Linked DNA regions of Mus musculus: region 1 is linked to region 2. A link is a loop called in an ENCODE intact Hi-C map of the cell type or tissue named here. Cell type or tissue: heart. All regions are shown on one strand. Each heading gives the region's core, and the rest is flanking DNA. Links, peaks and the distances in the headings are about the cores only. Region 1 overlaps Stox1 (storkhead box 1). Region 2 overlaps Srgn (serglycin).

Evidence for each region. Hi-C counts contacts between places; a loop is a spot of excess contacts. Peaks named below come from ENCODE experiments on the same cell type or tissue, not always from the same donor. Only the 100,000 strongest peaks of a DNase experiment are listed, where the experiment ranks them.
Region 1: it touches region 2 in a loop (2.1-fold over the local background); 1 of 42 quality-filtered maps calls a loop at or near these places.

What each region holds. Positions count from the first base shown.
Region 1 is chr10:62,658,583-62,669,885 of GRCm38, forward strand. Stox1 (storkhead box 1) reads right to left here. Exons shown (of 4, transcript NM_001033260.2): 2 at 9,239-9,391; 3 at 5,373-7,743; 4 at 461-1,085. The coding sequence ends at 938. It also overlaps a transcript of Ddx50 not described here and the pseudogene Gm18514. Among named protein-coding and RNA genes, the nearest start is that of Ddx50, 13 kb to the left of the region's middle. In heart, for the core only: a CTCF peak has its summit at 5,098; DNase peaks (open chromatin) are centred at 5,789, 6,579 and 6,869; H3K4me3 peaks cover 802 bases; H3K27ac peaks cover 1,176 bases.
Region 2 is chr10:62,493,826-62,505,128 of GRCm38, forward strand. Srgn (serglycin) reads right to left here. Exons shown (of 3, transcript NM_011157.3): 2 at 3,954-4,098; 3 at 8-1,281. The coding sequence ends at 1,041. Among named protein-coding and RNA genes, the nearest start is that of Srgn, 8.3 kb to the right of the region's middle. In heart, for the core only: a CTCF peak has its summit at 6,567 (motif pointing right); DNase peaks (open chromatin) are centred at 6,506 and 9,716.

The DNA of each region.
Region 1 (11,303 bases), core at 1,788-9,787, 160 kb after region 2:
TTTGTTTATGCCTGGGGTTGGTTGAAAAAGATGCTGGACTCTAACCAACCAGGGGAAGGGGGTTCTTCTGGAGAGTAGGCAAGACAGCCTAGCAATTCTTTCTGATAATACTTTCAAGCCCTTAAAACACATGCTTGGGCCGGGCAGTGGTGGCGCACGCCTTTAATCCCAGCACTTGGGAGGCAGAGGCAAGCGGATCTCTGAGTTCGAGGCCAGCCTGGACTACAGAGTGAGAGCCAGGATTACACAGAGAAATCCTGGCTCCAAACAAACAAACAAACAAACAAAAAAACAAAACACATGCTTGTTTTCTGGGTCTTGTGTGGAATCCTTAACCTGAGAACTTGATATTCCTGTGGATTAATGAGAATAGCTAGTGGGTAGGAAATCAGCATTTTATGCATTGGAGAAACTGATGAAGGGAATTTGAAGTTAGTGACAATTAGAAAAGGAGCAACAATTTCATGTTTCTTGTGTGTGTTTTAAGATTTATTTATTTTATGTATATGAGTGTTCTATCTGCCCAGAAGAGGGTATCAGGTTGCTGGGAATTGAACTCAGGACCTTTGGAAGTGCAGGCAGTGCTCTTAACCACTGAGTCATCTCTCCAGCCCTCATGGTTTTTATTGGAAACTACAAGTTTCTAGTAAAAGGCACTAGAAATTGCTTTAAAATCGTAAAAGGGGGGAAGAGTAATTAGAATACAATATGACGAGGTTAATAATAGCATATATGTACAGCTTCCAAGGACTTTCACTTATCCAGTTTCTACAAGAGTTCTCCAAAGTCAGTTAAAATTTTAATCCTGCCATGGTGGCTTTATGGCCTGTAATCCTAGCACTCCAGAGGCAAAGGCAGGGGATTGCTGTTGAGTCACGGGCCAGCCTGAACTACAGTGTAAGACCACATATCAAAAAAAATTTAAAAAAAAATTAAGTTAGACATTTATAGCTGGGGTTAGTTGAAACAAGGAATTCGATGCAAGGTTTTGGCTCTTCTGAACACCTTCACGGTTTGGCAGAAAATGCTGTCTTCTTTTAAATCCATCCAAAATGGCGGAATTAGTAGATACCAGGCTCTGCGTCCTAAAGATAATGAAAAGGACAGGATTATTGTCTTCAAAAGGAGGGCCCTGAATGCCACTCAGGGTGCTGTGTTTTCATTTGCTATACTAGAAGTAAGACCTTAACAAACCTAAAGCAACCCTTCAGAAACACATTCTCATGTAAAAAGCCTCCCAGTACCATTAGGATGTTAGTGTCAGTGCATCCAGCCAGAAGCGGCCAGCTCCCTAATGGAATCAGTATCCATACCTTTTTTTAAAATTATTGATTTATTTCATGTTTATGAGAAAGAACAACGTAGGTGTCTTCAGACACACCAGAAGAGGGCATCAGATCCCATTACAGATGGCTGTGAGCCACCATGTGGTTGCTGGGCACTGAACTCAAGACCCTTGGAAGAGCAGTCAGTGCTCTTAACCGCTGAGCCATCTCTCCAGCCTCCAGTATTTATATGTTGTATAACTTCCTTTTTGAAGTCACTGGACGGGAAAGTCAATTTTTCTTACTTTTTATACTGATAATGGCCTTGTCCTGGGAACTCTGAGCTACACCCTAAGCACATTTGTCTTGCTCCAGTGCATTTCTTAAGCCTATACCGGACCGGTAAGCTACACTGTCGGCTGCACCGGTATTTTGCCGGCTGGTTTGGGGTTTGATGTTTGCTTTTGTGGTGCTAGGGATTGAACTCAGGGCCTCAGGCAAGCACTGGGCAAGCACTCTGCCCTCGAGTACCTCCCTAGCTCCCCCCTCACTCTGAATCCCACACATCTTTGACAGTTGTGAAGAATGCAGAATCGTGTGTTCTTCAGTTCAGCTCGACTGTGTTCATTTTGTCTGAAGTTATCTTCAAATGGGGTACCCACCACGTCCCGCTCATCTGGCCGGGATGCTTGCTAACCATCAGAAGCACAGGATAGAGTTGAAGTTCAAATGCTGTTTCCCTTCCCCTAAATATCTGTAATAACTATAAGCCTCTCAATCATTTTTAAAAAAAAGTATCAAACTTGGGTCTGAAGAAACAGCTCTCTTCTCTTTCAAGAGGACCTGAGTTCAATTCCGAGTAGCTCTGTCAGGCAGCTCACAAATACCTGTAACTTCCTCTCCAGTGGATCTGAGGCCTCTGGTCTCTGAGAACACCTGCACTCACGTGCCCATATACCCACAGACACACACATAATATACATAATTAAAATTCTTTAAAAATATATAAACCTTAAACAAGAAGCTGGGCCAACAAGAGAGCATAGCATTTAAAAGCGTGTGCTATGCAATAAGGATCTGAGTTTGATATCCAGAATCCACATAAAAAAAGCCCGAGGCTCTCCAGAGGCTGTGTGTGCAGCAACAGTCCTGGGGTAAGATGGGAGATAGGGACAGGAGAAGTGGCCAGAAGCTTGGGAACTCAGAGAAGGGGACCCTACCTCATAGTGGAAGGAGAGAATGTGACTCCCCAAAAGTAGTTCTCTTATTTCCACGTGAACACTGGACACACACGTGTCGACACACACTCTCACACTCTTCTCTATGGAATCAGACAGAGCAGCGGCCCTCAACCTTCCTAATGCTGTGACCCTCTGATACAGTTCCTCATGTTTGTGTTGACCCCCAACCATACGATTATTTTTGCTGCTTCACATAACTGTAACTTTGCTACTGTTATGAATCACAATGTAAATATCTGTGCTTTCCGGCAGTCTTAGGCAACCCCTTCGAAAGAGTTGTTTGACAACCCCTGCCCCCAAAGGAGTCTCGACCCACACATTGAGAACCAATGATAGATGGATCAGCTGCTAAGAACACTGGCTCCATCTGGGTGGTGCTGGCTTAGGCAGGCAGATCTCCAAGTTCGAAGGCAGCATGGTCTACAGCGTGAGCTCCAGGGCATCCAGGGATGCACAGAGAAACCCTGTCTTGAAAAAACCAAAAACATAAACAAACAAACAAGCACTACCTCCTCTTGCAGAGGACCTGATTTTGGTTCCAGCATCCACAGCATAGCTTGCAAACGTTTAAAACTTAAGGGGATCTGATGATAGTCCCTTGTGGCCTCTTTGGGCACCAGGCACACATTGTGGTACACAGACATATATGCAACAAAGCATCCATATGTATAATTTTCTCCTTAATTAAAAAAGAAGAAACTAGAAAAAGAAAAACTCTTCTTAAAAAATAAAAGTAGCTCGATGTGGTGGCTCACATCTTTAATCCCAGCACACTGGAGGCAGAAAAAGGAGGATCTCTGAGTTCGAGGCCAGCCTGATCTACAGAGTGAGTTCCAGAACAGACTGAGCTGCAGAGTGAAACCCTGTCTCAATAAATAAATAAATAAATAAATAAGCAAGCAAGCAAATAAAATGAAAAGCTTCGAGATAGCCAGGTGCTGCTCTGGTTCAAGCTAAAAAAATCTCAGCGCTGAGGTAGTTATGGGGGGGGGGTGGTAGTTACTGAGGGAGGGCGTGGTAGTTAGAGGGGGCGTGGTAGTTACTGAGGGGCGTGGTAGTTACTGAGGGGGGCGTGGTAGTTACTGAGGGGGCGTGGTAGTTACTGAGGGGCGTGGTAGTTACTGAGGGGGGAATGGTAGTTACTGAGGGGAGGTGATAGTCACTCATGTGTGAGTGTAACAAAATAACAAAAAAACGAAAACAACTTAGGGGACTGGGTCAGAGGTCAAAGGCACAGACATCAAGTGGAGGAGGGCATCCCTGAACTGAAGCAAGAGCTTGAGGCGGCCGCTGACACTGTACCCGGTAACGGTCGGGAAGTGCAGTGCTCAGCTAACTTTCTCTCTCTTTTTTTTTTTAAATGATGCTGCCCTGCTGCCAACACAGTTGGGATAGGCTTTCCTATCTCAGTTCACCTCCCCTAGCTAATGTCTCCCCGGGGATAATGTTAGCCATCACACTCTGAGCTGCGTAGAAGGATCTGGAGTTCAAGGCAGTAGGAGTACAAAGAAGAGTCTCTTTTAAAAATCTAAACAGCACCCCCCCTGACCGCCCCCCACAAAAACCTTGGAAGAGGAAAGCAACAAAGTCACAAGTTGGAGGCTAGTCCGGTCTACACAGTAAGACCTTGTCTCAAAAACAAACAGCAGAATCTGGAGAGTGGGCTCAGCAGCTCAGTGCTCAGGCTGCTGTGGTCCAGGTGAGAGCTCTTTTCCAAACACACTTACTGAGTGGCTCTATCGCCTGTATCATCAGACCCAGGAGACCCAAAGCCGCCCTTTTGACCTCCAAAGGTCATGCACATAGATATGTCTTGCACACATAAGCAATAAATTAATTAATTAAAAATCTGACAAAACAAAAACCAAACTTCAAAAATAGCTGTGATAGCAGCTGCAGGATAAGCCATGATAAACTGGGTGGAAAGAGGACACAGGGCTGTGAATGACTTCTGGTTAAAAGATTGACTTCTGTCAGTGGGGTGGGTGTTTTGTCTGCATGTACATTTGCACTCCAAAGGAGGGCATGAGATCCTGGGGGCAGGGGGGACAATTATAGATAGTTGGAAGCTATCAGGTAGGTAGTTGGTGGGAATTGAACCTGAGGCCTCTGGAAGAGCAGCCAGTATTATCTACTAAGCCGTGTCTCCAGTTCCCCTGCCCCCAAGTATTCTTGTTAGAATACTTGTATTTATGCTGAGCCATGGTGGCCCATGCCTTTATTTGTTGTTTTTTTTTTTTTCATTTATTTTACTGAGTGTATGGTGGAAGAGTAAAAATGGGTCGGAAGGAAGGGAGGGAGGGAGGGAGGGCCTTCCTCCCATGCTGGAATGATCTGTGGCTTGGGAAGGAAGACAGCCAGTCCGTCTAGACGGGTTGGTATAGAGTCGCCGCACTTTGTCGAAAAGACTTTGGTTCTGACCTCCCATTTGAATCCCAACGGGCAGTCTGGCAACCCTTGTAAGGTCGCTTTTCACAAAGTTCATCCTGACGGCTTCCAATTGTGAAACTCTAATGCTGCTTTGAAGCCCTCCAGCAGGCATGTGATGAGACTGTTCACGTTCAATTCCCTAGCGGCTCGCCCAGGCAAAACACCACACCCATACAAATAAATCCTTAGTGTATATATATGTATATATATATAAAGTATACATATATACTAAATAAAATGTCTGAAATTCTCAAAGAATAAAAATATTTTTTAAAAAGTGACCTCTGTCCTACCATAAGCAACCACATAATTTGATAGGATTTATTCCCCCAGGGCTGTTGGAATTGTTAGACTTTTCTCTCTGGAGTCCCTCACAGGCGGCTCCACATGAACTCCTGCAGGAGTAGCTAACATAGCACTCCCTCTGCACCCTTACCTGGGGGAATCGATCCCACTGTCTCCCGTCATGCTGTAATTCTCTGTCCCTTCAAGGTGTTCTCCCTGTGGCTCCTGGGCTGACACTGGCCCATGTGAGGTCTTGACAAGTTGTAACTTGTCTGTGAAATGCTCTTTCATTTCCTGACTTGGAAGGCTCTGTCTCCAGACAATTGGACTCTTTCCCCTATCACCAGGAGACTCTTGCAGGATCTCAACTGGGAAACTGGTTGTCCTTACAGTAGAACACGCAAGTAAACTTCTGCCAGCAGCAGCTGCTGGGGTCTGGACATGGGCAACAGTGGGCTCGCCTTCGTAGTTGAAACCCCATGGGATCCTTGAATTTTGACCAGGGTTGTCAGAGAGATCAGGGTTTGGGCTTTCCCCTGCGTTTGAAAACAACCCCGTGGCCTTGTACCAAGGATTCCTTTCAATGGCCAGAAGCTCAAGCCTATGGGCTTTGCTATTACAGTCGGTCAGAGACTTCCCTGTCATGGCTGGTGTTCCCAAATGATTCCACGTGCCTCCACCTGCAAAGGAGTGCTGAGTGTGTCCCGGCAACGAGGGACAGAAATCATCTGTCTCAGAGAAGTCATCGTCCTCTAAACACAGAGAACTGCAGCCCCCGTCATCCCCAGCCCCAGGGTCACTGTGACTCAAAGCCACCTGGTCCTGCTCACTGTCAGAAAGCCCTTCGTTCTCCATATTCACAATCTCCGCCTCAGGGATTTGTAATGCCTTTCTACTTAGTTCTTCTGAGTTGCCATCTTGTCTTTCATGAGTCCTCAAACGATTTGCACCAGCTGGGCAATCTAAGAGGCCGAGGTTTTGGAACTGGTGGAGTATCTTATCCACTGTCTTATCCTCTGCGTGCACAGAGGAGGAGTCTGGATCCAAAGAGCAACGTTGTGCGGGCAGGGCCTGCTTCTTTTCCTTGGTCCCCAAGAACATGTCACAGGTGGACCAACTTTTCCGCAAGACCTCAGGGAGGTCCTTGTTTTCCTCGTGATACACACCAGGTCGCAGCATACTTTCCCTAAAGGAACAGCACCGAGAGGGGCCTGGCAAAACTCTACGTGGAGGATAATTTCCTGGGCCACCTCTGAAATCGTCGCTGACTGGGTGGACAGGAGCCTTCGCCACCTGCGTGCTTCCTGCTTCTAGTTTATCACGGCATTGTTCCGGATACGGCGGTTGGGCTTCACCATCAAAGACTCCGGAAGGATCTGAAGAGCCTGCGCTCCAGAAAGGCTTTTCCTCTGGCCCGACGCAAGTAGGTTTCAGACCATGGGTCTTCTGAACGGCGTGCCCTTTGGATACTGAGTGCTTTCGGAGATGCATGCCCTGGAACGGATTATTGATCTGCTTTTTATATATCAAGTGGGAGCCTAGCACAGCTGGATTCCTGCCTTGCAAGTGATGAACTTGCTCACTGGGGCTTTTCGTGCGGGGCGCGGGCTGGGCTGCAGGGACCTTGGGCTGCTTTTCCTTTTCCTGTCCAGGATTTCCTGGCTCAAGCTCACTCCCCTGGCTCCGTGCTTTGTGTCTACCCTTATGAGAACTGCCCCGCCTGCGGGACTTGGCGAATTGGCCCTGCCTTTTCCCAATTACCTCTTTAGAGGAATCTTTATGCCTGGTTGTCAGTATATCCATTGACGTGCCCTGGCTGTTATATTTTTTCTGTTCTTCATATTTTTGCATTAGGGCAGTGTGCTTGGTTAAGTTGTCAACAGTCAGTACAGGGTTAATTCTTTTGATTAGCGCATGTTCCACATCTCGGGGGATTTTGGTGGAACTGTCCTCATCTCGGACAGGCCACTCTTCGGGTGGGAACTGTGCTGAGAAACTGTGGTACTCGGCTTTGGGCTTCTCTTTTCTAGATAAGCTGCGCCACAAGAAACCAAAACCAAATCTTTTGCCTTTGTCTTTGGTGTATGGTAATGGTTTGGGGTTCACACAGATGTGGGTATCTTCAGAGGCTGAAACTACCTGATTCTCGGTCAAAGCTGTGGTCTCCTCAAGACCTTCCTGGCTTTTTCTAGTCACTTCTGCAGCAGTCAGGAGGTCCTTAGAGTCGCACATGCTTGTATCAGGGTAGCACTGACATGAAGGACAGTGGGAAAAGAGAGCCTCATTCTCCTGGGTCGGCTCTGCACAGCAATCCACACTTACCAGATAGGTTCCAGAAGTGGGCCCTGAGCACCCTTCGTTTGACAGGAGAGCACTTTTATTTCCCTGCATTGGCGTATTTGTGATGAAGTATGTGCTTGGGGTAACTATGAAGTAGCCTTCTCCAGTGTGGTAAATCTTCCTCTCTTGAATTAGAGCTCCCAGTGTGCTGTAGAGAATGTCTGGGGAGGGAACAGCAATACCTTAAAAAAAAAAGGAAAATCAGGAATTCAGAATGAGCACATATTTGATTAACAAACTTGGAGCCTATTTATGCAAAACCAGCAATTAAAATGCTGGCTGGTCAGACGGCTCATAAGGTAATGGTGCTGACTAACAGGTCATGTATGCAGGCCTGACAACCTGAGTTGGATGCTCAGTCTTACAAAGTGTCAGGAGATCACAACTCCCAAGAGTTGTCCTCTGATCTCTGCATGTGAGCTGCTGCAACACGTACATGCCTGAACACACACACACACACACACACACACACACACACACACACTTCTATCTTAGTTAGAAAGAGTTGAGTAAAGTGACTCATATCTGTAATGCCAGCTCTGGAGAGGTGGACACAGGAGAGTTGTCAACATTTCAAGGCCACCTTGAGAACTGGGCCAGCCTGAGCTGCAGTGAGCTATCTTAAGCAAAACCAAACAAGCCAAGGAATAATATGTGTAATTAACTACAAACTATATATAAGTTGGTCCCCATAAAGACACATGCTAGGCTAGTGGCTAAGGACAGAAACAGAAGCCTGAGTATCACTGGATAGAAAGCAACTTTAAAAATTTGAAGACATAGCAGGAAAGCAGTGCCTAGTGGAAGCCTTGGGTTCCACCCTCAACACTAAAAACAAAAAACAAAGCAGGACAAAAACCAAAAACAACAAAGACCTACCCCTGGAGGAAGCATTCCTGATGAACAAACAGGGAGATAAAAGTCAATGAGAGTCATAGAAATAATATACAGACTGATCCCTTACAGCCTAAAGGGTAAACTAAACCCCCACAGTGAAATTCGGTTTGTGAGGGCAGAGCTAAGAGCTGCAAACACTACAGAGTCTGATTATAACATGCATTTACATATGAAAAGAACCATCCAGAAAGTAGGAGAAATACCTTTAGGAAGTACCAGTGCTGGGCTGCTAAGATGGCTCAGTAGACCAAGCAAGGTACCTACTGCTAAGCCTGAAGACCTGAGTTCAATTCCTGAGATCCACATGGTAAGAGACTCTTGCTGCGAATTGTCCTCTGACCCTCCACAGGTGTACCTCCACGGCATGCATGAGCCATCACACACACACAGAGACACAGACACACAACACATAGTTTTTAAAGTGTTGAGGTAGGGCTTTTCTAACTATATTCTTTTTAATTTTTTTCCCTGTACTGGTGGTGGAGGCCAAGGCTTTGTGTATGGTAGGCAAACATTCTATCACAGCGATATCCCTAACCCCACTATTACACTTGAGACAGGGTCAAGCTGCCAAGGCTGGCCTTGAACTTGCAGTCCTGCTCAGCCCAGCAAGTAGCTTGAGACTGCATACCTGTGCCATTGAGCTGGGTAACTCATGGTATTATAACAGAAGATTCTACAGTGAGGAAAAAAAGACACCATGCTCTTTCTATGTTTAAGATTGTTTATAAATGGAAACCAAACACATTCGGATGAACACCAAGGGCGGAAATTGCTTACCTGGGTAATGTTTGATCAAGTGCTCCAAGAGGGACTGTTGTGTTACCATCACCTGAGCCGCGTTCATATCAGCTATAGCACAGCAGAGAACTTCAGCCAAGGGCACAAACCGGCACTGGGCTATGGGACTCATTTGCACTGGGAAGACATCACCTGAATTGGAGGTCAAATAGAGAGTAGGTGATGAGTTTGCCTTAGCATCAACCATTCAGGATGAGTGAGCTGAGAACAGCTTAAAGGACTGACAGGATCTGCTCAGACTCCACTAACCTAGCATGCTCGATGGAAGAAACTGTAAGAAGACAAAAGGTTTACATCCTAGTCTCTCCGTGATGTGCTAGCACGTCGGAGGTCAGACATTGCTATCCTGCAGTTCACCTTTAAAAGCAGACTTCCTTATCAGCTGGGAAGCCCTGGTTCAGAGTACAGCACCATTGGCAGCACGGGTGCAGATAAGCCAGGCTTGCCACAGTCTACAGACAATCTCTCAGGCAGGGGAATGAGCAATTATTGGTGGATATGGAGTTTGGTGCTTGGAAGAGAGCAATTGATGATAAAAGTCAGAGGTGGGCTTGTAAAAAGAGCATTGTAAAAGTTTGTAAAAGGGCTTGCTTAGCATTCACAAGACACCAACAGGGTATTGAGAGCATGGTGGCACACACCTGTAACCCTAGCACTTGAGACAGACAGTGGAGAATCAGAAGTTCAAGGTCGTCCTTGCCTACATAGTGAGTTTGAAGCCAGCCTGGGCTACTTGAGACTCAGGCTGAAAGATGAAAAAATAGATACAGCTTAATGGTAGGGCACTTACCTGTGTGTTCATCCTCTTAACGTGAGGCCTTAGGTTCAACTCAAGGTACCTCACACACAGTAATAAACTAATCACTAATCTACTACCACCCTATAATCCCAGAAGTCAGGAGTGGAGGCTGCAGGAGGGTCATAAATTCAAGGTCATCTTCTGCTACATAGTAAACTTGAGACCAGCATGGGCTACATGAAACCTTTTCTAACATAATGAAAACAGCAAAACAAAACAAAACAAAACAAACAAAACAAAAAAACCCTACCACTAGTTACAAGTAATTTCCTCTTTAAAATCCACGTATAAGGGGGCTGGAGAGATGACTCAGAGGTTAAGAGCACTGACTGCTCTTCCAGAGGTCCTGAGTTCAAATCCCAGCAACCACATGGTGGTTCACAACCATCTGTAAAGGAATCTGATGCCCTCTTCTAGGGGTCCTGAGGACAGCAGCAGTGTACTCATATAAATGAGATGAATTCTTTTTAAAAAATCCATATATGATTTTATATGAATTTACATGAGAGACACCCCAGAGAACACTTGGAATTTCTTTAATTTCTCTAAGAATCCCCTTTCACTGTGAGTGTCCAACCCTTTGAAACTACAACTCTAAAAGTTGTCATCTCTAAGTTTCTCATGCTTAAGACTGCGCCCCAACAAGTGAGTTACAACCACAACAAAAACTAATCGTTTTTGGTGTGTTTCCGACATCGGGGTGGAGACATTGACAGCCGCACCAGGCTGTTGACAGTCCACTGGACAAAGTAGGAAGACTTCCCCAGCCCAGTCCCTCCCAGCCGTTGCTAAGCTACGTGCTGCAGGTGCATAAACTAAACTCTGTGTCCAGAGAAGTGAGGCGAACCCTAACCCCGGGAACTTTGTGACGACTGCCAGGAGGGCTTCGGAGCTATGGCAATGCCGGCTTCCCTTACTGCTGCGCTCTGGGCTTGTGGGACATAAGGTGAACTTCCTATGCAGAAGATCCCACGTGCTGACCCAATCAGATTTCACAATTCCAGAAAAACTCCCTACTGTGCACGAACTAAAAATGGCACCCTTAAGGATGGGTGTGTGTTCCACACTTTTAATCCGGAGCTTGTCTTAGCATTAGGTTAAAGAGAAACTGCAAGCCAGAGAGCAGACCCTGCAGTATTCCTTCCATTTACTCCCGGTGCTTCCGATCCCAGCCGTGTCTCTGTGGTGCGACATGTCAGGGATGCTCTTGGGGCTCCCTTCTGGGACTGTACACCTGGATTCCTT
Region 2 (11,303 bases), core at 2,205-10,204:
TATTGTATGTTATCAATTACATACACTTTTTATTATATTATTTATATTAAATATCACCTACACCAATATTATATACTGTATTATAAAATTATTATATATTAATATGTATAATATGATTGATTATTTTTTCAAAGTAACTATTCCCTGGATTAGAACAGGAAGTTCCAGATGACATCTCCCCCCTTTGGTTATATGTTCACTTTAATGGAGTAACATTTGACCCTGAACAGGCATCTAGACAAAGGTAAAGCATTATGAGCCGTTGAGACCACAACTCCATGTTATTTGAGGCGTTAAGTTTCTAACTTTAAAACCCACAACAACCCCGGGGGTGGGGTGGGGGGTGGCGCATGCCTTTAATCCCAGCACTTGGGAGGCAGAAGCATGAGGATTTCTGAATCTAGCCATCCTGGTCTACAGAGTGAGTTACAGGACAACCTGTCCTGGAAACCCTGTCTCAAAAACAACAACAAAAAACAAACAAACAAACAAACAAAAAACCCACAACATTTTTCGATAACATTTGGTCTTCCCTGTCACATCCAATGGCCACAGCTCAATATCTACCCCTCACCATGTAAACCATGTCACATAGCCACGGTAGGAGGCCACTGTGTTTCACTTTATTTTCTTTTTAATCACATAAAGGAATATATTTGTAATTCACAATGCGAGTTGGGTTCCTGAACACTTTAGGTATGAAAGATTGTTCATCAACTTGCTATCAAATTAAAATTTTCAAAACCAGTATGGCTTTGAAAGTTATTGTATAATAATGGGGGTGTGTGTTAATTTCTTAAATGTTGATTCAATACACATAAATGCAGGCATTTTCCAGAACAACAAGATAGGTAACAGCATTAAAGCATAATTCCTTACGAGTTAATGAGGAAAGGGGTAACAGGATTCAAGAGTCTTTTCCAGGCATTTTAAATTTTCTGTAAAACTCTTTATCCTGAGACTGGTCATTTAAACGTGGTACACTAAGTATACTGAATACATTGTTCCACATGGAGGTGGGGAGACAGAGACCGTCACATTCATATAATAAAATCGTCTTCTGGTTGGTCTTGGTTTTGCTCAGTGAGAATCCTGTCAAAAGGCTTATAGTTGAAATAGACAATATTGCTTTCATCTGTTGGCTGGTATTCCCATTCCATGTCACCTAGGAAGCCACTTCCGGAGCCGGAACCCGAGCCAGAGCCGGAGCCAGAGCCGGAGCCCGAACCTGACCCATAGTCATCATAATTGGAGATGAAATCTTTTGAGGGTCCTTCCATCCTAAAATACAAAGAAAAAAATTATAAAGTTCTACTTATAATGTAATTTCAATATTTTAATATAAAGAAATACACTAGGTGTGGAGTACACACAAAGTATTGCAGCTTTTGGGTAGTAGTGGTGGTAGGGTAAGAACTTAGAGTCATACTTGGATCCATAGTGAACTGCAGCCAGCACGGGCTACTGAGCCCTTTCTCAAAAAAGAAAACAAAAAGTGGCGGAGGTGGGGTGGGGTGGGGTGGGGTGGGTTAGGGGACGGGGGAGTGGGGGGCAACATGGAAATAAATTCAGGCACCCAGTTGTTCAAATTCGAAGAGCTAAAATCTGCTTCAGCACTTCAAAACAAAGAGGCAGGACTGAAGAGACAACTCTGGGGTTCAGAGCCATTGCTACTCTCACAGGGGAGCTGGGTTTGGGACTCAGCATCTACACGGATCAAAAGGGAAAGCAGCTATGGAAACAACCTGGGTAAGGTGGATGGATGGCAGGAAGCCACAGAAGGAACTGTTTCAAAGGAAGCGGTGGGTCAGTCATTTTGAAAGGCAGGAAAGGGGTCAAGAAGCCTAAAAATAGAGATTCAATCAATAGATGTGTCGATCACCAGGCAGACACACTCAGGATTGAAGGCTGGAGCAGAAATCCAACTGTGTGTGTTGATGAGCGGGGGGTGGGGGGTTGGAGGCTGAGGCTTGGGGTTGGGGGTTGGAAGTGGGGCTAAAACAACCATAAGCATCCCTTCTATGAGGTGCTAAAGTGCCAAGTATGGTGGCACATGCCTTTACTCCCAGCATTTAAGAGGCCGAGGCAGGTAGATCTCTGAGTTCAAGGCCAGGACAACCAGGAGGGCTATATAGTGAGATGAGACTCTGTTCTCAAACAAACAAACAAAAAATCAATCTGATTCAATAAAGAGCAGAGTGGAGAAATAGCTATAGGTGTTCAGAGTCGAGGGAGGGAGTCTCTTCCATGTCAAGAAGCTGTAGAATATATCTGCATACTGATGGGAGATGCCAGACCCAGAGAGGGACCTGGAGAAAGGAAGTCTGAGACAAGGGGGTGGGTACAGGGTACGGGAAAACTGAACAATTTAACACAAGGAAACTTCTTAAACATGGCATAGTAGAGAAGTGAAATCAACAAGAGATAGCAAAGAGGACCAACAGGCATCTTCCCTCACTAGCCAACAAGACGGCTCATCACAAACGTGCCTGCTGCCAAGCCTTGACTTAAGTTCAAGCCCCCAGGCAACAACTTATTCCCGTGAGCGGTCCTCCAACCTCCACACATACCCTGAGATGTGTTCATGCGCGTGAATATGCTTGCCCAAGTGAGAAACCAAAGTTTGCTTCTTTTGGATAGTACAAGGTGACTTGAGGCAAGCTATGTAGCCGAGCCTGGACTTGAACTCCCAACCGCCTTGGTTTCTCCATTTAGAGGAGTGTGTCACCATGCCTAGCTGACTTTGGGTCCTAACAGTATCTGTTTGTATATCATTGTGTGGTGGTTGTATATGCTTGGCCCAAGGAGTGGCACTATCAAGAGGTGTGGCCTTGTTGAACAAGGGTGTCACTGTGGGGATGGGCTTAGAGAGCTAGCTGCCTAAAGATGTCAGACTGCTAGCAGCCTTCAGATGTAGATGTAGAACTCTCAGCTCCTCCTGCACCATGCCTGCCTGGATGCTGCCATGCTCCCACCTTGATGATAATGGACTGAACCTCCGAACCTGTAAGCCAGACCCAATTAAATGTTGTCCCTATAAGAGTTGCCTTGGTTGGGGCTGGAGAGATGGCTCAGCAGTTAAGAGCACTGACTGCTCTTCCGAAGGTCGTGAGTTCAAATCCCAGCAACCACATGATGGCTCACAACCATTGTAATGAGATCTGATGCCCTCTTTTGGTGTCTCTGAAGACAGCTACAGTGTATCTACAGTATACTTAGATATAATAATAAATAAATCTTTTTAAAAAATTAAAATAAAAGAGTTGCCTTGGTCATGGTGTCTGTTCTCAGCAGTGAAACCCTAAGTAAGACACACTGCTTTTCCAGAACACATTGAGTGGCAAGTTGTTCACAAAGTAAAACCAGTAAACAGTAATGACAAATAGAACAGATGAAGCAAAGTCAAAGGGTCCATTTCAGTATTTAATAAATGTGTTCCAATGAAGCACAAAAAAAAAAAAAAACCCTCCAAAAAAACCCCACAAGAAACAGCTGTGGTGCTGTGGTAGCACACACCTTTAATCCCAGAGGTAAGCTGATCTCTGTGAGTTCAAGTCTAGCCTGGTCTACATAGCAAGTTCTAGGCTAGCATAGCCTAGTATAGTAAAAAACCATAGTAAAAATCCTTTCTCAAAAACAAATAAATAAATAATAAAATAAAAAATAAAAAAATCTAACTCAACTCAATTTTAATATATAAACACTTTATTTGCCTAAAGAAAATTATATTCAATCCTTTCCAACATATGTTGGGGCAAATACTTTCCAAGGCTTATCGCTGCTGCCCACAAGAAACCCTTATAAAAACATGGATGAGTCCATGTTCATTGGCACATCTCTTGCTTCAGCACACATGGCCCACTTTTGCTCTCTGTGGAGTAGTTTTTACCACAGCAAGAACCTGAAATGAAACACTCAGGCGCTCCTGTGAGATCGAATGAAAGTCTACTTACAAAACAGGATTATTCATGGGAGGGCCGATGTTATTGGATTCATCTATTAGGTCAAACTGTGGTCCCTTCTCCTCGATGCAGTTCGCAAAAAAGCCATTCGGTTTGCAGCGGACCCACTGGTACCTGGCTCTCCGAGCAGGATAACCTGTGCGAACAAGGAACCCACGTGGGTGATAAACATCTTTCAGTCGGCTTCCTTAGAATTGGTTACACTGTCTCTAACAAGGTAATTACATGGATTGTACATTTGGCAGGTCGCAGGGGTTTTGTTGTTGTTGTTTGGTTGGTTTTTTTGGTTTTTGGGTTTTTTTGTGGTTTTTCGAGACAGGGTTTCTCTGTGTAGCCCTGGCTGTCCTGGAACTCACTTTGTAGACCAAGATGGCTTTGAACTCAGAAATCCGCCTGCCTCTACGTCCTGAGTGCTGGGATTAAAGGTGTGCGCCACCACGGCAGGTTTTTTTTTGATTAATTTATTTTATGTATATGGGTACACTGTAGCTGTACAGATGGTTGTGAGCCATCATGTGGTTGTTGGGTATTGATTTAGGACCTCTGCTCTTCCCGGTCAACCCAGCTCGCTCTGGTCGGCCCTGCTCGCCCAGGCCCAAATATTATTTATTATTTTAAGCAAGTACATTGTAGCTGTCTTAGACGCACCAGAAGAAGTCGTCAGATTTCATTACAGATGGTTGTGAGCCACCTTGTGGTTGCTGGGATTTGAACTCAGGATCTTCGGAAGAGCAGTGAGTGCTCTTACCCACTGAACCATCTCGCCAGCCCAGGGTCACAGGTTTTATGTCCAACAATGCCTGTGACAGACACTGTCATTCTCATGGTTCTTCTTCACAATAGCACCTGGCTCTGTACAATAGGGCCAGTGAGGTGGTTCAGCGGGTAGAGGTGTTTGCTGCTGAGCCCGAAGATCCGAGTTCAAATCCCAGGATCCACATGAGGGGAGGGGAGAACTAACAAGTTGTCCCACAAATTGTCCTCCGACTTAGGCACACGTACACACCCATGCTCGTGCATTTGGGCACACTCACACATACGCACACCACACTAAATACAGGCACCCACACACACACACACACACACACACCAGAAATAAAACAAACAAAAAATAAAAATAAAAAGGAAAGGGTTAAAATAGAATAACTTTGGGAGTGAGCGGCTGAGAGAGGAGGCTCAGCTCTGGCCTCCCCCCCCCCCCCCCGCCCCCGAAGGTTCTGGAACCTTGACCTCTGAACTTGCACTTTAAAGGCCAGTGGTATCCTAAGTTTGTCACAAAAATTAAATACAAAAAAAAAGAAAAAATTTAAATAAGAAGATTCATATAAAACCTTAAAATAATGTCAAGGCATTGTAGTAACTCTTTAATTTATTAACTTTTTGTACACAGACTTGGGCCATATTCTAGGCCCTCTTAGATCTTAATTTTTTTTTTCTTTTTCTTTTTTGAGACAGGGTCTCACTATGTAGCCCCGGCTGTCCCTGTTACTGTTACTTACTCTGTATATCAGGCTGACTTGGAACTCAGAGATCTGCCTCCCAAGTGCTGGGCTTAAAGGCCTGTGCCACCACAGTCGTGGAGTTCCTGATCCTCCTGCCTCATTATTGTCAGTGTTGGTATCACAAGTGTGCCCTTCCATGCCCAGAACCATTGTCACATTTGTATCTTTATCTCCACATTACACACAGGCTCATGGAGGAGTCAGGATTGAAATACCTGAGCCCCAAAGCCTGCCTTTTCTTCTTTTTTTTAATAGAGACAACTCATCCCCCACACTCTCCTTGTTGCTGTTATGAGATGGGGTTTTGCTATGTAGCCCAGGTTAACCTTGAATGGGGAAAAGAGCTTCCCCCCCTTTCCCCAGTACAAGGGAGGAGGCTCTTTATATATCTTTATCTTATTTAAAATTTTTTCTTTTCTTTTTCATATTTAATTTTTGTGACAAACTTAGGATACCACTGGGGATCTGATTCCCTCCTGTGGTCTCTGCAGGCACCAGGCATGCACAGACTAAAGTACCATACCCATTAAAAAATAAAAATTAAAAAAATAAAATAAAATTAGCTGGGTGTGGTGGCGCACCTTTAATCCCAAGCACTTGGGAGGCAGAGGCAGGTGGATTTCTGAGTTTGAGGCCAGCCTGGTCTACAAAGTGAGTTCCAGGACAGCCGGGGCTTTACAGAGAAACCTGTCTCAAAAAATCAAAAATTAATTAATTAATTAATTAAATTTTAAAAAGGATAAAATCATGTTAAAAAAGAAAAAGCTAGGTTCTCGGAATGGTGGCCACAGCTTTCCAAATGCTGGTCTCCCTGTTAAGGAGGACAACGCTGCCCTTTTTCTGAGAGTAAACCTCTTGGAGAGAGACTGGGTCACCTCTTAGGACCGCTCTGGTTCTCTGGTTATGGTCAATAACGCTATGGCAACGAGTTCTTGATTCAAGGGGGATGAAAGCCCGTCAACACAAGACTTTGCACACAGCCCATGTTCAATGCATTTTAAAGCCGCCCCCCTCCCCGCACTGTCCCCACTTGATATTCTAAGACATCTAGCTTTGACTTTTGAGTCTATTGTGGTGAGAATTAGAGGGGTGTAGAGCAGCCTGTTGTCCAGCAGAGGGCGGTATGTTCCCACATCAGCTGTCGAGAGAAACTTCGTCCAATAAAATCATAGTCTTCTCGATCTACGGTTGCCTGTTTCTGCAGCATTGTGTTTCCTTCCTCCTTTTTTTTTTTTTTTTTTTTTTTTTTTTCTTTAGCAGCCGTATTTTTTTAAGTTAAAAAAAAGTAAAAAGAATAAGTGCATTGTACTTGAACATATTAAAACATCATCATTTAATACACAATTAACATTAAAGTTACAAGTGAGATATTTTATACTGTTTTAACCCAACTCTTCCAAAGTGTGCTTATTTTGAACTCACATGTCAGTCTCGACTCATCGTATTTCTTAGTTTTTGTTTTTGATTTTGTTTTTTGTTTGGTTTCTCAAGACAGGGTTTCTCTGTGGAGCCCTGACAGAAATCTGCCTACCTCTGCCTCTCAAGTGTTGGGGATTCAAGACATGAGCCACCACCTGACTCAATCAATATTTTAAGTGCCCAGTAGTCACATGTGGCTGCTGGCTACTGGACAGGATAGGGCACTGCCCTCTGCAAGTGGCTGATGCCCTGAGAAAAATGTGTGCTTGGATGGAAAGTTCTCCAAAGAGCTAACTGAATGTTGTTATTTCCCCTTCAGGGTCAAGATCAAACCCAGAGCATCAGGCATCCTCTGCAAGGGCACTACCACTGAGGGGCATCCCGGGCCCACGATACAAGGGGGCACCCCAGTCAACGACCGCATCTTCCCACTAGTGAAAACGAAACGAAAACTGTAACTCTGGCAGATTAAGCAAATATATTTCTGAAATAGAAAGGACTCCCCCCCACCCCCTCCAAAACTCAACATATTTGGGAGGTGGGAAAGTTTTTCTCCAAAGCCAACGCTGATGGTTACACAATCTGTGACCATAGGAAAACCCAGCCCTGTGAGTTGGAGAGTGAGCTGTATAGCTTAGAAACTGACTCTTAGTAGAATGGCTTCACAGCTAGTGAAAGGCAGGGGAGGCAGCTCAGTTGGTAAAGTTCTGATATGCACTAAATCCTAGGCTTCCCCCTGCCCCCAGCTCTGCACAAAGCAGATATGGTGTCATACACCGGAAACAAAGGCAAGAGGATCAAAAGGTCAAGGCCATTCTCATCTATACACCAAGTTCAAGGTCATCATGAGCATCGTGAGACCCTGTCTAACAATAAGAAATCAGCAGGTAGCTGGAGAGATGGCTCAGCGGTCAAGATCACTGACTGTCTTCCAGAGGTCCTGAGTTCAATTCCCAGCAATCTCATAGTGGCTCACAACCATCCATAATGGGATCCGATGCCTTCTTCTGGAGTGTCTGAAGACAGCTACAGTGTACTCATATGTATAAAATAAATAAATAAATCTTGAGAAAGAAAGAAAGAAAGAAAGAAAGAAAGAAAGAAAGAAAGAAAGAAAGGAAGGAAGAAAGAAAGAAAGAAAGAAATCAAAGCTGCTGCTTGCAAATGTCTGTGATCCCAGCACTTGAGAAGATCGGCAAGGTGGAGTGGAGTGGCCACATATTCAAGGCCAGGCCAGTCTACATAGAAGGTTCAAAGTTAGCCAGGGATACACGCTGTGGCTCCGTCTCAAGAAACAAACAAATACGTAAAAGGACAGGACTCAGTTACTAAAGGGCTTGCTGTCCATGCACAAGCACTTGACTTTTATCCAAGACCCTACAAACGGGAGGGCTGGTTGTATCCACTTTTAACCCCAGCAACGGGGAGGGTGGAAACAGGGAAGTGCCTGGGCTCTCTGGCCAGCCAGTCTAACCTAACCTGTGAGTTCCAGGCAAATGACAGACCTGTCTCAAAGGAGATGGACAGTGTCCCTGAGGATGTCCCGAAAGCGGTCATGTGGCCTCCCTGTGGGTGTGCATGCTCACCCACATATGCACACACCCAAGGTCATAAGATAACAAATAATAAAACAAGAAAGAAAGCAATCGAAAGGAAAAGTTGTCCCATTCTGAAACCCACCCAGTTTTTACACTAATTAAATTAATGGCACATTAAAATAAAGAACACAGTTACAGATAGCGAATTCCTGACATAGCTGTGCTTGGGCGTGGGAAGGCTGTGAAAAGACTGAAATTCTGACCCTTGAAGCTCTGAGACTATCTGGACTTTCTCTTGCTTGAAGTGCTATAAACCTCTAATAATTACCGCTATTGTTTGTTTGGTTTGTTTTGTTCTGTTTTTATTATACTGATATGTGTGTGTCCATGTCCCAGGGATCAAAATCAGGTCATCAGACATGGTGGCCATGGTCTTTACTCACTGGGCTGCCTTGCCAGCCATTTTAAAAAATATTGTTCTTAACTCTTTTTTATCGTTTTCTTACAATGTATTTTGATCATGTTTCTCCTCAGCTTCTTCCCCACCAACTTCATCTCTCCTCTCTCTCTCTCTCTCTCTCTCTCTCTCTCTCTCTCTCTGCCTCTCTGTATGGAACTCACTATGTAGGCCAGGCTGGCTTCAAAAATCATAAGTATCTACTTTCCTCTGCCCACCAAATGCAGAAACTAAAGGTATGTGCGCTCCCACCTCCACCGCACTCCGGCCACCCCATACCCTCTGCACACACTCACACACTCACTAGCTCTGCCTCACAAGAAGACAAGCAGAGCAACTCTCCCAAACAGGCCTTCTATCTCAATATTTGGCTTTCCACACCTCCTACCAGGTGGAAATTTACTAATATCCTAATCTTCTGGCCTCCCTGGGAATCTTGCTATGGATGCAGAAAAACTTAAGTAGAAACTGTCAAAGGGGAAGTTTAAAAAAATGCCCCCCCCAAGAGACTAATCTGATTTACTTTTCTAAAAAAAGGGGGAGGTGGGGGGGGGCGGAGATGGCTCTCTGGATAAGAGCATTGATTGCTCTTCCAGAGGTCCTGAGTTGAATTCCCAGCAACCACATGGTGGCTCACAACCATCTATAAGGAGATCCGATGCTCTCTTCTGGTGTGTCTGAAGACAGTGATAGTGTACTCATATACATGAAATAAAAAAAGTATTTTTTAAAAAAACAAAACAGTAACGTTCAGGCAACGGCTGTTATCTATATTGGAGCTACTTCCTTTTGGCCTATCAATGCCACAGGATGGGCAAGCTTCCCCCCTGGGGCATGGTCTGACAGGCTATAAAAAACTCCAAATTTACTTTCGGTTTATTCTCACCTCTACAGGAAACATAGCAAAGGCTGCAGAGGAAAAACAAAATAAAAAAAAAACATGTTTGTCTATTTGTCTGTCTGTTTGTTTTAAATTAAAAAGGGGCTGGAGACAGGGGCTCTGTGGTTAAGAGCACTGGCTACTCTTGCAGAAGACCTGGGTTCAATTCCCAGCACTTACTTGGCAGCTCACAACCATCTGTAACTCCAGTTCTTAGGGCTCTGACACACTCTTTTGGCCTCCCTCGGCACCTTGTACACAGACATATATACAGGCAAAATCCCTTTGCACATAAATAAAATAAAATAATAATATAATAATAATAGAACCTGAATGACCCTTGAGCAGTCTAGAAACTTATTTCTGACCTCCAAACTGAATGACTTATTAGCTCACTCCCACAGGCCTAGAGCAAACCACACCCATATTTAGCAAGGGGCTGATGTAAGGAGCCTGTGAGACAGTGGTTGTCAGTTCCGGTCAGTTCTCGTCATAAATTCCTCCTCAGGGCCAGAGAGAGGGTCGTTATTGGGCAGTGATTACAAAATCACTTTACCAACAGCTGTGCTCATGAGTGGACCTGGTATTGTTCCTGTCGGGGGGGGGGGGGGGGCGCCTAGCCTCGGCTCCTTGACTACACCTGCTCATGCATTTTTTCATCTTGTCTCTTTGTGAACATGTTGCTTTGTTTGAGACAGGGTCTCAGATAGTCCAAGGCTCACTATTTGTCTGGGGATGGCCTTTCACTTCTGATCCTCTCACCTTGGGAGCCCCACCTCCCAAGTGTTTTATGAGCATTAAGAAGGATAAGTAAAAAAGGTAATGCAAAGTAGGAGCCAAGGGCCTCGCCTAGGTGACAGTCCCCCGGGAGCCTCTATTAAGTAGATTAGCCATCACTGTTATCACCCACTCGCAGATTGCACATGTTTCCTTGTACTGGATACCATTTTACATCGTGGTTTTAGCTGGATTTGTAGAAATAAAGTATGTTACGGGAATTATTTATACATAAGAAAGATTTTTTTTCCCACGTGAACTAACCTACAAGTGCCTCCAATGTGACAACATTGGAAACATGGTCACTGAAGAGGTCAAAATGGGACCATTAGGGTGGCCTATGTCCAACAGGACAGTGTCCTTCTAAGGAGAGAATAATGGGGAATAGAGAAGGGGGGCTGTGTGAAAAGACACAGGCACCATAGATGAGAAAGGTGTCAGAGTGAAGCCAACATTGCCAACACACGGGGGCCAGGCATCTTGGATTGGGTTTTAAACTCTGGTACAATGTGCGTGTGGAAAATAAACTACTGTTTGGTGGTTGGTTTTTTTGAGACAAGGTTTCTTTGTGTGTAGTCTTGGTTTTTCTGGAACTAACTCTGTAGCTCAGGCTAGCCTCGAACTCAGAGATCCTCCAGCCTCTGCATCCTGAGTGCTGGGCTTAAAGGCATGTGCTACCACTACCTGGCTATATTTCTGTTGTTTAAGTACCTGGTCTATGGTGTTTTGTTACGGCAATCTCAGAACGTAAATGCAGTAACCTAAGAT